Regions from separate parts of the Homo sapiens genome. Here region 1 is linked to region 2. Evidence: chromatin contacts called from ENCODE Hi-C data. All regions are on one chromosome and are shown on one strand. The core of a region is the stretch at or near the end of the contact, and the rest is flanking DNA. Distances in the headings are between cores, read along the strand shown.

Region 1 (3,245 bases), core at 736-3,235, 110 kb after region 2:
AGAAAATGAAATGCTATAATACCTTACATGTTTGGTGATACTAACAAGAGTTGGGGCCAGGCGCAGTAGCTCATGCCTGTAATCCCAGCACTTTGGGAGGCCGAGGCAGGTGGATCATTTGAGGTCAGGAGTTCGAGACCAGCCTGACCAACACGGTGAAACCCCATCTCTGCGAAATAAAAATAAATAATGCATGGTGGCGCATGCCTGTAATCCCAGCTGCTTGGGAGACTGAGGCAGGAGAATCGCTCGAACCCGGGAGGTGGAGGTTACAGTGAGCCGACATTACACCACTGCACTCCAGCCTGGGCAACAGAGCGAAAATCCGACTCAAAAAAAAAAAAAAAAGAGAGAGAGAGTTGGATTGCTGGGGATGAACTGAGGAACAAACTAGTTTTTAAAATTGTTTTTTTGAGACAGGGTGTCACTCTGTCACTCAGGCTGGAGTGCAGGTGCTGCGATCTTGGGTCACTGAAGCCTCAAACTCCCAAGCTCAAGTGGTCCTCCCATCTCAGCCTCCTGAGTGGCTGAGACTATGATGCATGCCACCAAGCCTGGCTAATTTTTTAATTTTTCTGTAGAGACAGGGTCTCATTATGTTACCCAGGCTGGTCTTGAACTCCTGGGCTCAAGGATCCTTCTGCCTCAGCCTCCCAAAATGCTGGGAATAAAGGCGTGCTGGGTTCAAACTCATGATTATACATAAAAAAACAGGTAAATAAATACAATGAAGACTATTATTAACAAAAAGGTGTACAAGAAAGGAAACATCATCATAGTACACTAAATAGTTCCACTGTCAATAATTTTTACATAGACACAATAATGCAAATACTGAATAATGATCTGACCAAAATTATAAACAACTGGGAGGACGAGAGGACAAGAAGTGTGAAACGTGTGGTGAGGGCAGATATTACTATATTTTAAATGGTGGGAAATCAAAAGAAAATGACTAAAACTGGAAAATAAAAAGTAGCCATCTAAGAATAGTATTTAGAAACATCAAATAATCAGCTACAGGTGTTGAAAACAATTGGCTCCTGGGAGAATTTTTTTTTTTTTTTGGAGAAGGAGGGTTCTAGAATCAGGGAACTGCTGTTTTTTATAACAAGCCTTCTAGAACTACTTCATTCTTTAAACTACATACATGTGTTTCTGACTTTAAAATATATAAATTTTAAAGATATTAATCCCATTTATAGACATTTTTAAACCCACAAAACAATGTTTATAGACACATACAAATGTTTAGAAAGATGACTGAAATTTCTTGAACACTTACTATGTGCCTGGTACTGTTCTAAGTGCTTTACATATATTCACTCAAATATGTAATCATTGCAGTAACCACCATGGGGTTGGTGCTATCACTGTGGCCCATCTTATGGATAAGTACACTGACCTGCAGAGGGGTGAAATAATTTGTCACATGTTGCATAGCCAAGAAGGAACATAACCAGGATTCAAATTCAGACAGTCTGACTCCAGCCGCATACTATTACCTTCTCAAATAAAATAATTTAAAACACAGACAGGATATTCGTCAAAATCATCACAGTGGCTGCCACCAGTAAAGAAAGAAAACGAATGGGATTGGGAATGGGTAGAAAGTAGACTTAAATCTTCTCTGAAATTTTTTCTTTTCAAAAAAGAACTAAAACAAGTATGACAAATTGTTAACATTTAATACTGGGTGGTAGGAACATGCATGTTGTATTATTCTCTGTGGTATTCTACTATTTAAAAATGTTTATTCCTAGAAAAACTTGAGGCCAGGCACGGTTGCTCACGCTTGTAATCCCAGCACTTTGGGAGGCCAAGGCGGGCAGATCACCTGAGGTCAGGAGTTCAAGACCAGCCTGGCCAACATGGTGAAACCCCCGTCCCTACAAAAAGTACAAAAATTAGCCAGGGGTGGTGGCACATGCCTCTAATCCCAGCTACCCACGAGGCTGAGGCAGGAGAATCGCTGGAACCTGAGAGGCAGAGGCGGCAGTGAGCCAAGATCGTGTTACTGCACTCCAGTCTGGGCAACACAACCAGACTCCACAGCAAGCAAGCAAGCACGCACGCAAGAAAGAAAGCAAGCGAGAAAGAGAGAAAGAGACAGAGAGGGATGGAAGGAAGGAAGGAAAGAAGGAAGGAAGGAAGGAAGGAAGGAAGGAAGGAAGGAAGGAAGGAAGGAAGGAAAGGGAAGGGAAGGGAAGGGAAGGGAAGGGAAGGAAGGAAAGGAAGGAAGGAAGGAAGACTTGAATACAAGCAAAGGAATTTACCATTCACCTTAATGATTGATGGGTTAAAAATTCAATCTCTAAAGCCACACCACAAGATAGGACCCCCCAACCTGATGTTAGCTGTGTAACCTTGGGCAAGTCACCTAAGCATTCTCTATTTCAGTTTCCCCTTCTCTTAAATGGGACCAACAACAGTACCTACCTCCCACAGTTGCTGTGATAATTAAATGGTTAATGCTTGTAATAATACCTGGCACTCAGTTGTCTGCTGCTACTAATACTACTGCTGTATTTATTGTCATCCAAGCATTTACCACTGTTAGGTAACATGTTGTTTGTTTACTCTTTGCTGACTAGACTGTAAGCTCCAAAAAGCAAGGACCTTGCTGTCCTGTCTTCAGCTGTTAACTCCCTTGCCAAGAACAGTGCTCTGGCACTTGCTTTATTTGGCAGTTGCTCAAATAAATCTGTGAAACAGATGTTGACCTGTGATGACAGAGAACTGCCTGTACTTTCCCCTGCAGCTGTCATGCTATTTCACTTCTCAGCCTATGCTTCTGTTGTTCCTTCTGCCTGGAAATCCTTTCCCACCTTGATGCCTCAGCTCAGGCAAGGAACCAGAAAGGCTTCCTTGAGGTTAGGTTACATGCTCCTCCTCTGTATACCTACAGTGCCTAATATAAAATTCAATCTTAACACATGCCGTATTAGACTGAAATGATGTTTGTTATCTGTCTACCCCCACAAGAAGCAGTCAAGCATAGTGATTAAAAGCATCAACTCTGGAGCCAAACTGCCTACATTTGAATCCTGGATGTGTGACCTTGAGCAAATTAATCTATAACTCAGTTTCCTGATCTGTAAAATGGGGATAATAATAGCACCTATCTCATAAGGTTCTTGTAAAGATGAAAAGAATTTGCATTTGTGTCTGTATAGCACTCAGAATAGTCTCCAGCACCTAGTAAACGTGATATAAGTATGTTAAATTATAAAAATGTCCTTGAA
Region 2 (3,277 bases), core at 756-3,255:
CCTCTGGGTGGACAAATTAGCAAAAGCCTCTCGGGGCTGTGTGTCGCAGACTCGTGGGTACACAGCCTGGTGAGCAAAGGGTACTCCATGGGCATCCACTGCTCCTGCCTCCCCAGGTGAGTGTCAGCCCCTTGCCCTCTGCCAGGAATCTTTCATTGCATACCACCTGCGGCCCTACACACCTTTCCCTAAATGAAGCTGGTCCCTCAGAGCAGCTGTGTGGGCCATGCACAGCTGGTTCCCCCCAAGCTGGTGGAGTGAACCCACGTGTCCTCTGAGACTGCTGCAGGGTGGAGGCCCCCAGCCCCCATGGCCAGCAGGTGCCTCCCCCTCTGCGCTGCCTCACGGAGAGCTTCAACCGTAGAGGCCCTCGGTCTTTAGTGTTCTTCAGTCGCTGAAAGAAGCAGGATGCTGTCAGCTGCCATAAAACTGTGACCTTTGAAAATTTACAAGAGCTCAGGGTTTAAAAAGCTGCTGCGTTAATGATGCATCCCATTAGCATCTCATTAAGGGAAAGCCAAGAGAAGCCTGCTCAGGCCTGATGATGGGCAGATAGGGCCACTCCGTGGGGCCAGGCACAGAGAGGCTCTCCTGGTCTGCCTCTCTCTGCCAAGTGCCATCATGTCACTGGAGCAGAAAACATGGCCAGGAACACTGGGGAACGGCCAAAGGTCTGGGTGGCTTCACTGGTGTCCCAGATGATGGCAGTGGGAGGGCACGAGGGGAAGCTTGCTCAATTCTGCCTTCTTCCCTGCTGCCCGGGCTAAGTTCTTCTGGTTGGTTTTCGTGGCATTCTTGTGTTGGCAGCCCTCCCGACCAGGAGGCATGGAAATCAGGGTGGCCTGGGCTTGCAGACATTCTGAACCATGGGAGGAAAGAGTTAGCAGGAGCTGGGCTCAGAGCTGGACCCACGGCCCTGAACATGGTCCCCTAGAAGCTTCCAGAACCCGGGGACCACATGGGTTTACTGAGGGCCTGGAACTCGTCGTAGGAGGGGCCTCTAGTCAGGCCGCGCTGACGCACATCACCAGTGGCTCTGCACGTCACCCACCCGGGGGCCCAGCCTCCTCGGCAAAGGGCACACCCCGTGTCCAGGTTTTTTCTGGAGGAAGTGGAGGAAGGAATGTCATTGCATTATTTTAATAAAATACATAAAATTCCTGAACTACAGGTTGCTTGTAGCTTCAGATGTTGTGAGTGCTCAGTAGAAAATGGGTAGCCTTATGTATCTACCCTAAAGGAAAAAAAAAAAAAAAGACTTGATTCTCACCACAGAGCTGCTTTCTTATACATAAGAAATTGCTTGTAGTATTCATGAACGACACAGCCAAACAGCAGGCCGGTTGTAGCCCACTTCGCCTGCTCACAGCCCATCTGGGCCCGCCTCTGCACACCCGGGATACCCCAGCTTCTTTCCCTCGAGCTGTTCATATATTGAGTCCTCCCACTGTCCCACAGCAGCCACTTGAGGGCAGGGCTGAGTCTTGGTCACCCGTGTCCCTAGTGCCTCGAGCAGTGCCCGACACAGACATACAGCAGAAGAAACAAACTAAATGAGTGAGCGGTAGGAGTGCTTTGAAGCCAAGGGGCTGAGCAATCTGTGTTGGAAAAGTGTGAGATTTTTCAAGTTCAGAAACTCCACCAATTTTAGGGTGACCGTTGGAACTCCTGAAGTTTTAGCGCTCAGAACATGGGGACCCAAACTCGAGGAGACCCCAACCTCCTCTCCTGGAGGCAGGGGCTGCTCCAGGGCAAGTTTCCAGAAGCTTCCCTACCCTGTCGAGTTGCCAGGCCGGAGTGTGATTCAGGAGGGGAGAAGCAGTGGCTGTCGGAAGAGGCTGAAAACCTCTGCAGCCTCTTGCCTGGGACACCTCTAGGATCCCACACGGTGGAGAGGGGCTGCAACACCCCCTCCAGGCAGGAGGGGCTTCTGTACTGTCCAGGAAGGGAGTGCCGGTCAGGAGGCTGGGATCTTAGCATTCACACTTTGCTCCCAGGCCCAGTGTGGGACTTGGCACAGGCTCCTTCTCCCTCAGATGCCTCTGATTCCGAGGAAAGCAATTTCCTGCCTCTGAGCCTCCAGGACTGGAGAGCCTGGAAATACAGCGAAGGCTGTGGAGTGGATAGATCCTTCAGACAGGGCACTCGTTAAAAGCTGTCTATTTGGAGAATGCTGGAAAAACCATGCTATTGTTCCCTAAGACTATTAGTGAGTGCGGCTAAGTCCCCAACCCCCTCTCCTCCCAGCCTCTGCCTGTCCCACAGATAGAAATGGGGCAGGCCCTCTGATAAGGAAGCTTGTCCCTTGAATTGTTCTTTTCTCAGGAGATTCACCCTTTTCCTTTGTTTCTTGCTCTGTTCACAAAAGCAAAGCATCTGAAATGCAGGCCAGAGATAAAGTGCAGCCTGATGCAATTAGCTGAGCGCAGCCCACAGGTCCTAATGGGATACGGCTCCCGTTCCTCCAGCAGGCCCTTACATAGGCGCTGTGTGTCGTCTGCACTATGCGTCGAAGCCCCAAGTGTTGCCCAGCCTCCGCATCCACACCCCCTTTCTGTCCCTGGCACAGAACCCAGGAGAGCCACTCTGGTCAGAGGGGCTCAGCAGCAGGCCCTGTCTCCCACCAGCTGGGTTCCTGGGTCAAGTTTCATCAGAAGTCACCGTGAGGACCATGGTCCTCACCTGAGAGGCCTGCAGATGCCCCGGAGGCTCCTGTGTGCTTCTGTGACTGTTCCTGGCAGGCATCCGTATCCACCCCTCATCCCACACCTGGTTGGGGTCTGGCTGTGCTCCTGGGAGCTGTGCTGACTCTTCCCGGGGCCACCTCTACTGACACCCACACCTGTGCATATCCCAGGTATCCTATCCCAACCTTGCCAGCATGTATCCAGGATTTTTTTTTTCCTATTACATATAATGGCCATAGTAAAAAAAAAAAAAAAAGACAAATACAGAAAAGTATAGACAATAAAATAAGTTACCCATAATCCTCTCACCCAAGAATAACATCCCTGTTAACATTTTGGTCATTTCCCTCCTACACATATTGTTTGACACAGGGATGTTTACATAGGGAGGCCATTTGTGTATCATTCTGTGGCCTGTTTTTCTCATTAAACATTATGATGTAAGCATTTTGTCATCAAGAATTCTTAGTACACATGATTTTTGATAGCTATATAATATTCCATTATAAGGCTGTGGCTCAGGGAGACAAATACTGTCCTGGTGTTTTTTTTTTCACTCTGAGGTTTATTTTTTCCTTCATCTACAAATC

What was found. A loop is a pair of places that touch in the nucleus more often than their neighbours do. Pooled maps may share reads with other maps.
Region 1: a loop to region 2 is called in a map of heart right ventricle, with 4 times the contacts of the local background. The contact joins two enhancer-like sites. A Hi-C loop is called at or near these places in 9 of 168 maps with a recorded cell type or tissue (IMR-90, Right ventricle myocardium inferior, endothelial cell of hepatic sinusoid and 5 more) and 4 of 50 pooled maps.

The regions. Positions count from the first base shown.
Region 1 is chr2:23,743,231-23,746,475 of GRCh38, forward strand. It overlaps a transcript of ATAD2B not described here. Among named protein-coding and RNA genes, the nearest start is that of ATAD2B, 180 kb to the right of the region's middle. Within about 2 kb of position 1,986, at least 3 of the 41 ENCODE cell types and tissues checked have a DNase peak (open chromatin) inside an H3K27ac peak, as active enhancers do.
Region 2 is chr2:23,635,159-23,638,435 of GRCh38, forward strand. All of the region lies in intron 3 of KLHL29 (kelch like family member 29), which reads left to right. Among named protein-coding and RNA genes, the nearest start is that of LINC02923, 250 kb to the left of the region's middle. Within about 2 kb of position 2,006, at least 8 of the 41 ENCODE cell types and tissues checked have a DNase peak (open chromatin) inside an H3K27ac peak, as active enhancers do.